Regions from separate parts of the Homo sapiens genome. Here region 1 is linked to region 2. A link is a loop called in an ENCODE intact Hi-C map of the cell type or tissue named here. Cell type or tissue: PC-3. All regions are shown on one strand. Each heading gives the region's core, and the rest is flanking DNA. Links, peaks and the distances in the headings are about the cores only. Region 1 overlaps MAGI2 (membrane associated guanylate kinase, WW and PDZ domain containing 2). Region 2 overlaps MAGI2 (membrane associated guanylate kinase, WW and PDZ domain containing 2).

The links. A loop is a pair of places that touch in the nucleus more often than their neighbours do. Peaks named below come from ENCODE experiments on the same cell type or tissue, not always from the same donor. Only the 100,000 strongest peaks of a DNase experiment are listed, where the experiment ranks them.
Region 1: it touches region 2 in a loop (20-fold over the local background); 3 of 110 quality-filtered maps call a loop at or near these places.

Annotation. Positions count from the first base shown.
Region 1 is chr7:78,585,516-78,590,907 of GRCh38, reverse strand. All of the region lies in intron 3 of MAGI2 (membrane associated guanylate kinase, WW and PDZ domain containing 2), which reads left to right. Among named protein-coding and RNA genes, the nearest start is that of MAGI2-AS2, 420 kb to the left of the region's middle. In PC-3, for the core only: a CTCF peak has its summit at 3,271 (motif pointing left); a DNase peak (open chromatin) is centred at 3,257.
Region 2 is chr7:79,279,447-79,284,838 of GRCh38, reverse strand. All of the region lies in intron 1 of MAGI2 (membrane associated guanylate kinase, WW and PDZ domain containing 2), which reads left to right. Among named protein-coding and RNA genes, the nearest start is that of MAGI2-AS3, 170 kb to the left of the region's middle. In PC-3, for the core only: a CTCF peak has its summit at 2,583 (motif pointing right); DNase peaks (open chromatin) are centred at 1,418 and 2,578; H3K4me3 peaks cover 1,374 bases; H3K27ac peaks cover 1,897 bases.

The sequences.
Region 1 (5,392 bases), core at 253-5,252, 690 kb after region 2:
AAAAGTGACCCCAAATCCTAGCAATATCCCCACCTTTGGAACTACTTTAGGGAAAGGAAAGTAAATTACATTGCTCCAATAGGGCATCTCAAGAGTTTTCTTTATTTTATATGGTTAACCTGTAGTAGAATCAGTCACCACAGTTTTTCCCCTTTGGTTTAAGTACCACACAGACCAATACAAAAGGTATTTCCTAGAGGAAAGAGAGAAAAGGTAAGTGGCTTGAATGGTTTTCCTGTGGCTTCTGCAGTGACAACCCACGTGACTAGCAAAAAGCATTTGTACTGATTTTAGTTATAAGGAAAACCAACCATGATAAGCAATAGGAGCATTGATTTTTAGGTGTACTTATCTGGTCTTTCCCTTTTATGTTTTAGGTTTTTATATTTTAGTTTATTCACAGCCAGCACACCTACATTGCTATTCCGCAAATGCCTGAAGCTAAATGTGAAAAATTTTCCCAATGTCCTGGGATCACCAAGGGACAAAGCTGTGGAATTTGTAAAGATGACCCAAGCTCCTGGAGTTATGCCAGTCATCCTTGATGAGACTGGAGATCAGCTCCAGGACCAAACTGTTCTTTTGAAACCCTCCACACCAGAGGTCACAAGAAGCCAATCTCCTAGCATGGAGAAGAAGGCAGAATTAGCGTTCCAGGGCACTCAGCTCCTCAGTGACTTGTGCTTGGATGGCTGAAGCTTCAAATTGCTATGCTAAATACATCAAGTAATTCACATAGGTAATAAATTTAGGAACACAACAGTCTTCCTGCAAAACTACTCCCTCTTCTGCCTCTCCCTAAGAAAGAAAAATATAATTTCAACTTTGTCTTCTCTCTTTAAATTGTTCATCATTGCTTTAGGGTACACAAGCAAATGTTTGTTTTATTCCTGATCTCAATTTACACTGTTTTCTGAACTCCAGTTTCATAGCAGTTTGTCAATATTATCTTTCCAAAGGAACCAAGCAAACTGCCAGAATGCATTTCTAATGGCCTCCTGGTGGTAATTAAAATGTCATTTTTGAAATAATAACCTGCTTGTTGTACCTGACTTGAAGTAACTGCTCAGTTTTACTTAGACTGCATTACTCTTTCCATATTGAAGACCTATATTTAAAGTAATCAAAGAATGCTATATTTCTTGAAGTGTAATAAAACCCCAGCAAATTTGACATGTACCCTTTCTACCATGGCTACGTGCATGGAGCATTTGCAATGCAATTTAGATCACACCTGGTATTGCTTCTCGGCCTTTTGGCTAAGATCAAGTGTAGATCACACCTGGTATCTTTGGGGCTCTATTCTTCCCTGCCACACCTCTCACTCACGGAATTAGGGTCGGAAAGCAGATTCAACAAATTATCTTAATATGACCATCAGGAAAATCTCCTCATCCTAATCATAGAGTGGAGTGGTAATATAGGATAGCAGTTGTTTGAGAGGAAATATGGCATAGCAGTTATGTGCATAGACTCCAGAGCCAGGCTGGCTGGGTCCAAATCCCAAATCCATCACTTATCAACCATGTACATTCTGGACAAGCTGTTTAGCTTCTCTGTGTTCAGTTTATCTGCAAGATATTGAGAATGGTACCTCCCTCACTGGGGTTTTGTGAGTTAATTTATGTAAAATTCTTACATTAGTTAGTGCCTGCCACATAATCAGCACCGTGTAAGTGTGAAACATGATGGTGGTGATGGTGATGATGATGATGATGAAACGTAGATTTGCTTGGTGAATTTTTGAGTATCTACTTCAAAACATTTATGGCCAGACCGTAAAATTATCAGGAAACAGCTCTGTGATAGGCTAGGAGTTTGGGAATACAATAGCAATTCTTTTTGAGATAAACCACATAGGAATCCTGGTTTAAGAAATCACTGGTGTGGCCTTCTGGACTGAGCCCTTTCCTGATAGTTAAGAAGCTTGGGAATTCCTACTTGTTCAGTTCCTGACAGTGGGCAAGTCATTTCTCCCCTTGAACCTCTATTTCTTTATTTGTAAAATGAAGATAGTGTATTAGATGAATTCGGAGGTGCTTTTCAGCTCTAAAATCCTATCTTTTTAATCAGCTGTTTGTAAATCTGATCACATTTGGAGCACACTGGGAAAAACTTGCCACTTTAAAAAGTACAATGTGACAACTGGGAAAGTGCTTTATTATGGCAAATTCTCCCTGTTGATTCTAGCTTGTTAATGTGGCTGCTCAAAACCCAAGTTTATTCACAGCCAGCACACCTACATTGCTATTCCACAAATGCCTGAAGCTGGAAGTAAGAGGCTCTGATAGGAGCTCAGCCAGTCATCTGCACCAAGCCCACAGTCCTCTCTGGGTTGGGCATGAATGCACCTGAGTGGTGCAAGTTGTTTGAGACTGACTTGGCAGCCTTCACTCTCGGAAGGTTGCCTGGTTTCTAACTTCCATTTGCACATATGTTATCTGCCTCTGCCTCCTACTGAACAGCCATCTACCCCTCCCCCTGCCACACACTGGCTTGTAATAACTATGCATATTTCACATCACCCAAATGATTTTGAAGTTATTAATTATATTAAATTGTCTCCTGGGGAGAACCCATACACATACACACCAATTCATGCTTTGAAGGTAAACATTAAATTTTTCTGTGCCAAAGAAAATGAAAAGGGAAGAAATACGATAATTGAGATGAAATCTTCCTCCAGTTAATTGTCACATAACAAAGATGATAAAGTGTCGGGTGGAGAGAAAAGAGGGCTAACGTTGAACAAGCACCTATTCTGGGAGGCCTGTGACACTCGATGTTGTTCAGCAATGTTTTATTTCATCATTAGAGGATATGCATTGTATTCCCTACTTTACTTTTTTTCCCAAAAAGTTTCACAAAGATTCCTTGTCTAGAGTCACACACAGCCAGTAAACAGCTGGCATTCTGGAATGTGACATTACCAGAGGACACTTCACTATGCTTTCTGGAGGTCTTCAAGACATCCATCTTGTAATTCTTTTAAATTCCATTTTGTTCATCTGTAACCAATGTAATGAATACCCATTTTATTTATACCTTTATGAACATACGATTATAAATTCTGAATCTTTATAAGAAGAGATGTCATATTTGTTGGTAAAATTGCCTTGAATTTACCATATTCTTATGATTTAAGGTTGGAGAAAGGTTTTATGTGCTACGGCCGAGTATTTGCTCTCTACAGTTGAAATCCAGACAAAATGTGGAGGATGATACATGACATTAGCCAGTAAAATGTAATCAAATGGCACGAGCGTCATCTACTGGTTGGGTTGTCCCACCTCAGAAACACTCAGTTGGACTGTATAAAGTGATTAAATTTTGTTTGCAAATGCAATCCAGAAAAATATATCCACTTCAGATACCTTTTTAAAAAACAATAACTGAAACAGATACTATTAACTGGAAATCTACAGACAAATAGGACAAAATGAACCACTTTTTTTTAATGAACTGCATTTAGATGAATAAGTTAACTTAAATATAACTAGCAATTTGCAAACAACAAATAGCTGTAAGTGCTCTGTGATTCTTTGGTAGCTTCCCCTCACTCCTCATTAGACAGTGATGAAAGCCCTGGTAAAAATTCTTAGCCAGAACACCCATTAGGGTGACTATTATCAAAAGAGAAAAAAAGGGGGGATAAGGAAAGGAAAAATAATAAGGTGAGGGTATGGAGAAGTTGGAACTCTTGTACATTTCTGGTGAGAATATAAAATGGTGCAGCTGCTATGGAAAACAGTATAGTGGTTCCTCAAAATATCAAAAATAGAACTGTCAAACAATCCAGCAATTTCACTTCTGGGTATATACCCAAAAAAATTGAAAGCAGGATTTTGAAGAGACATTTGTAAAACCCCCGTGTTCATAGCAGCATTATTTACAATAGCCAAAAGGTGGAAGCAACCCAAATGTTCATCAGTGAATGAACAGATAAACAAAATGTGGTATATACATACAATGGAATATTGTTCAGCCTTAAAAAAGTAAGGAAATTCTGAAAAATGCTACAACATGGATGAACATTGAAGACATTATACTTAGTGAAAAAGGCGAGTCACAAAAGGACAAATACTGTATGATTCTACTTATGTCAACTACGTAGAGTGGTCAGATTCATAGACAGAATATAGAAGGGTGGTTGTGAGGACTGCAGGGAGAGAAGAATGGAGAGTTCTGGTTTGATTCGTATAGTTTGAGTCTGGGAAGATGAAGAAGGTTCTGGAGATGGGTGGTGGTGATGGTTGCACAACAATGGGAGTGTACTTAATGTCACTGAATAGTATACTTAAAAACAATATGGCAAATTCTTTGTTATGCATATTTTATCATCTGAAAAAAAGGTGGAAGTTGGGCAGGAGAGAAGAACATAACAGATTGTGTTAGTTCAGTCTGCCTTATTGCCCAGACTTGAATTTACCCATGTTAAAACTTTGAGCCTTTTCTTCTTCTTATATAAAATGTTAATCATAGGGAGAGAATCACAGTTATTTGAAAGGATCAAATAAATTCTTAGATGTTATGGGTGGGGGTGTTTGGGGGGGACTCTTAGCTGGAACTCCTGCTCTAAGTCCACAGTCTTTTCTACTTTTCTAGTTATCACAGCTAAGCTAGCCAAAGTTCCTTCCTTGTCAGTTCTGAGACACTAATTGCATAGAGTTCTTCAGTTATCCAGAGAGGGAGGAAACTAACATTGCTGAATGCTGAAGATGTGCAAGTGTTGCAACAATGATCTACTTACGCAATCTCTCAGCTGTAGAGCACGCTACGCTATTCCCATTTTGCTAATCAGGTAACAGGTTGAGAAAGACAACCATGATTATACAATTTGGTGCACTCGGTCATCATTTAATGCAGGTAATACAGCCAGTATATGAGTCTACTTTGTCTACCTAAAATAGAAAGGAGAGGGTAAAGGAGACAGAATGTTATCACGAATTGAGCTCCTGTGGTGTATTGATTACTGGTTCAGATTTCCCAGACTTGCCATTCTCTGGGGTTCATCTACGTGATCTCCATAAAGGTGATCATCTTCATGAAGTTAGCAGTTGCTTACATCTGATCATGCAAGACTGTAAAGTAACCCCACCCTCTCAGTTCCCTTTCATGTATTCCCATTCCCTTCCCAAAGTATTTCTGATATGTGGTGTCACATCTATGCTCTCCAACCAGTGAAGTCAGCTATAGGGTGCCTGCTAGACATAATGCTGCCATTGCTTCCCCTGGGCACCTCTTGTTATCACTGCCATTGCCTTTGCTGTTTGTCTTCCAGCTGCCATGGCACTACCAGCCACCAGCCACCCTTCACAGGTGCTGCTCTCTCAGCTGCACATTGCCACTGGTTTTAAATACCCCTTCTTCTTTCACTAGGTGCCACAGTCCC
Region 2 (5,392 bases), core at 241-5,240:
TTTATCTTCCAGAACACTTACTGTACTTTTAATTTAAAAACATAGACCATGCTAAGGGGGCAAACATATGTTTGTATGTATGCAAATGATTCTGGTAACGTTCCAATTGAACATTAACTGAAACTATTGATCTTCTTAAACCAGAACTAACATTAATTGAAACTATTGATCTTCTTAAATCAGAGCTAAGTTCTCAAAGATAACCTATTGAAATCGAATAATTTTAACTATTTGGAAAGGAATAATATTTTCATTATGATTTAATGCTCTCATTGTATCTATCACCATTTTTCAATAGAGAAAGAGAATTCTAAGAAAATAAGTCATGAGTAGGAGGATGAAAAATTGGAAGAGGCCAGCATATGCAGTAACTATTAAAAGTATGTGATATGTGGTCTAGTGGGGTGCCCAGGACCATGCCAGACCAATTGAAGTCCCATATTAGGAGCTACATAAGAGGGTAGAGGATATGCCCTGTGGCTTTTGACACATGGATGTCCATTTGTAAGTGTGCAGTAAGGGCCTATGGATTTATTATGGGAATGAGTTGGGCTCTGAAGATTCCAGCTATCATGGAGGAGACTGATAAAGACTATCCTGGCCTACTTCAACCTAACTTTTACCCTATGGCTGACCCTATCATAAAATGTAAAAGCTCAGAGACAAATCACAGCATGTGTTGCTTAAGGACAGGATTCGTTCTGAAAAAATGCATCATTAGGTGATTTCATTATTGTGTGAACATCATCAAGTGCACTTACACAAACCCAGATCATACAACCTACTACACACTTAGGCTATGTGATATAACCTATTGCACCTAGGCTACAAACCTATATAGCATGTTACTGTACTGAATACAATGGGCCATTATAACACAATAATAAGTATTTGTGTATCTAATATAGATAAAGATACAAAGATACAGTAAAAATATGGTATTATAACCTTATGGGACCACCTTCTGATCTGTGTGATCCATTGTTGACTGAAAATTGATTATGCAGCACATGAATGTATATCAGGTAGCATGCTTTTGCATGGAAGTAGCCAAAGAAACAACTAAAATAATCTAAACAGCAAGCATATGTATTAATAGATAATAAGAAGTGCAAAATTAGGTAGTTCCATTAAGAAGTCAAAACCTTTCTTTATGTATATGTTTAAGAACAAAGAAATTTTCCCAGAGCCTCTTAGCAGACTTCCTCTCTTGTCTTATTGGCCATAATTGCATCACATATTCCACCTGAACTAATTACTAGTAGAAGGAATTAGACTACCATGATCGGATTTGGTCAGTCATTACTGGTGCTGGTGCCTATCCTCTCTGAAGATTAAGGTCCCTCAGAGGATGGTAAACAAAATCTAGATTCCATTAGTAATGAAGATAAAGGAGTGGAAGTGAGTAATGGTTGTTAGGTAGTTACAAAGCAATGAATGCTATGCAAACTTAAATAAATCATAGTCACCACTTGGACACGCAAAGAATGCTTTCTGCTTTATTATTGTTTGAGAAATTGAAATCTGAGGGCTTATCATTTTTTAAAAAATGTCAATGTTTCATGCATTTATATGTCCTCTGTGACATTTACACCTCCAAATGACTTTTAAAATCTGTGTATTAGAAAGAGTTTAAAGTTAAGCCCTATCCTCTTGGATTCTTAAAATTTCTGAACCCTGAGGGAACATAATCCTACAGATTTCTTGGCTTCAAGATTCAAAAGCAAAAGCACATATGATTATATTTAAGAGGCTGCATTTCACTAGGATTACAAAAATCAGTAGCATATTTAAGCTTCATGTTACAGAAAATAGAACATGTTCAGCCATTTGATCACATCTGGCATTCTTTCAAGCATATGCCTCTTAGAGTGCAGTAACCTAGAATTGCCTTTTGTCCTTCCCAGCTTTAGATCTACATTTGTAAAGTGTTATATATCAAAAAATTAACTTCTAGTCAGAAGTTTGTAGTTGAATCCTCATTCTACTGCTCAACTAGCTGTTAAACCTCTACAATGTACTTAGATTTCTGGAAACTCAACTGCCTCAATTTGCCTGAAATACCCTTGGTTTTAAAAATACATTAAAATAAAACTTTTATCTATATAAGATCATCTTTCTGAATGCCAGGTCTTTAAGCCACCTTGCCCAACGTTTCTTTCATGCCTGAGAGACTCTTCTAATGAGCACAGTAAGGGTTCTCCTCCTTATGATTTTTTTCTATTCCCTTGTCTTCTTTTGTTCTTTTCTCTGCTTTTTGTTATGTCTTGGCTTAAAAGATGTAGTAGATACATTAATTTGAAAATTATTTTCCAAATCACCTGCAGATATGTTCTTAAGCTTCATTAACTCTCTAACTTTTTTCCTGCAGAAAACAACAACAAAAACAACAGTATAAAATCAGCTTCGTTTCTTCTCCATCCTCAGCAGCAGTTATTTGCTCCAAGGATGTAGATGAGAAGCTATTTCCAAAGCCATCACAGCCCGCAAGTAAAAACCGTTTGTAATTCTCATCTGGAGGCTATAAACGCAAGCAAGCCTGCCGCAGCTCTCTTCAGTTGCTGACAGTCTAATTTTGAATGTTCTGCCACCAGAGGGAACTGGAGTTGTAAGATTTTACAATGCCTCACAAGTGCTGTATATACCTAATGAAATATGGGTTGCTTAATGAGACGAATGCTGTTAAACTTGGAAATTTTCACATAAAATTTTCAGAGGGATTAATTGTATTAAATATCTCTAGAGCTGTTATTAGTCATTTTATTGGAAAGAGATCTTTTCATTGATCCCTTTTCTTCACACAGATTTCTAAATTTCTATAAAATTCTGTAATATTCATCCATGAAAAGATTTATAGTGGAAATAATTGGTAGGAATCATGAAAAGGTAAAAATCTCACAGGAATGATAAAAGTTATATATATAGTATAATTTTCAATTAAAAGTGGGAAGCTGATTAATTTTTAAATATTCTTTCAAGATTTAGACAATTCTCTAACTCTGTTTCATATTATAGAGTGAAGAAGTTATATAGTATGTAAAACTTGCAAGAATATGACTAGCTGAAATGATACTGCCATGGATCTATTGAAGATAACTATATTTGGAACACATCAAGCATTCTGATTTAGTATAGCAATAAAGATAAATCTACTTTTTCCATAACTTCATTTTACCCAGACGTCCTTTGAAAGATGTCTGCAGTAAAATGTCCACCTCTTAATATGCAGTGATGACTCAGCAATTTTTCTTATGCTCTATTTTTTTTGTAGTATTGCAGACTTTTGCCCTCTCTTTTTTTTCTTCTAAACTTAGTGTTTTACTTTGTTTTGGCTTTGTTTTTAATATGTAATAGCAGCATCAAGCAGACTGTATGAAAAACATAAAGATCGCTTTTCAGATATAAAAGCATCATAAAGTTGTACATCAAAGCCAGCTTTTTTCTTATTTTACAAATATCTCTCAGTGTGTGTCCCAGAATTGTCTCAGGATTACTGGCAGCAGCATCACCAGGAGCTACTGGTTAATATTCAGATTTCTAGCTTCAACCCTAGATCTATTGACTCTGCATTATGAATATCCAGCCTTCACATGGTTCTCATGCACACCAAAGTTTAAGAATTACTTTTCTGGAAAATGTATGTAGTCCCTGATAATTTAACTTCTTGAACATTATCTATGCCTAACTCTTGGTTATCAGCATTTTCATGGTCAGTACATGTTATCTTCTTTCAGCTCATGCATTTCATATTCTCTGGTCATGTTTATGTGGATGACTCCCAAGTGACTCTCTAGACAGACATGTCACTTATTTGAAACAGTTAGGTTATGCTCCCTTGGAAAATTCATTCTGCAGGCAAACCTTATATCATTCTTTTTTTTTTTTTTTTTTTTTTTTTTTTTTTTTTTTTTTCAGAGACAGAGTCTTGCTCTGTCACCCAGGCTGGAGTATGGTGGCATGATCATAGCTCACTGCAGCCTTGAACTCCTGAGATCAAGCTATCCTCCTACCTCAACCTACCAAGTAGCTAGGACTACAGGTTCGCACCACCATGCCTGGCTATGTTTGTAAAATTTGTGTAGAGGTGTGATCTTGCCGTGTTCCTTAGGCTGGTCTTAGCTGGCTGCAAGTGATCCTCCCCATCTGCCTTCCAAAATACTGGGGTTACAGGCATAAGTCATGGCTCCCAGACCCAAACCTTGTTTTATTCTTTATTGTGTCTTCTTGAGTCATCTTTTGCCACCAGTTTGTGTTAAATAAATTTAAAAAAATGTATTGCTGCATCAATTTCCCAACAAGTAATCTTATTCCCTTACTCCCTGACTTCCAATACATGCTACATGGAAAATCTTCCGAAAACTTCCTGTCATCTGTTATATTTTCCCTTTACAAGGACTTTTTGATACCTCTTACATCCTAGATTCCATTGGACTTGGATAGGTATCTTTATATCTCCTACATACAATATCAACCCTACCACCTGGTTGTCAAGTTATTCTTCCAACTCACACACTTCCTTTTTCCAACTGTTATCTTTGCTTTGCCCTCTCATTGTCCTTTACAAGTGTCTGATCAAATCTCTACAAAGAATAGATAAATCCCCAGTGCTCCCAGAAAGTCTTCTCTACGTCATCTCTGTTAGGTCATGTTAAATGTTCACATGTGCCTCTGTATCTTCCTAACTCTGCTTTTAACACAGAGACCAAGACTTATTATATTTTTGAACATCCTACATCATGTAGCTATGTACTAAATCTACAGAAATTGCTCAACATTGGTTGATTATTTTAGGTGATGCTAAAAAAATAAAAAATAAATAAATAAAAAAGACCTCCTCCTAGTTTCCTTTATATTCCAGACTACAGATAGAAATATATGCATTCAATGTCATCACTTTAATTATAATATTGGTTGCATTTATTTGACACTGTTGATATCTTTAGTAAAGCTTAAATCACTGCCTTCTAATATTTTCTCATTAAAAATTAGTTTTGTGACAAATTAAGCTGCAAACATTGTAAATTTTATGTTATGGTAAATGTCACGTAATTTGAACTGAAGAAGTTAAATCAAATGTGCTTTTTTGGCTTGAAAGGACTATTGACTTACTTAGTGAGAAAAACAGATGCCCTACTGGAGGACAATAATGTTCAAAATAATCCACTTCTTTGAGATCGGGTCTTGCTCTGTTGCCGAGGCTGGAGTGCCGTAGCTCAATCAGGGCTCACTGCAGGTTTGACCTCCTGGGCTCAAGTGATTCTCCCACTTGGGCCTTTCAAAGTGCTGGGATTACAGGCGTGAGCCACCACCCAGCCATAACCCACTTTTGACAAATTGATTATATCCTTTCAGAGGAAGGGTGGCTTGGTTTGCAGTGACACACAGCAGTCCC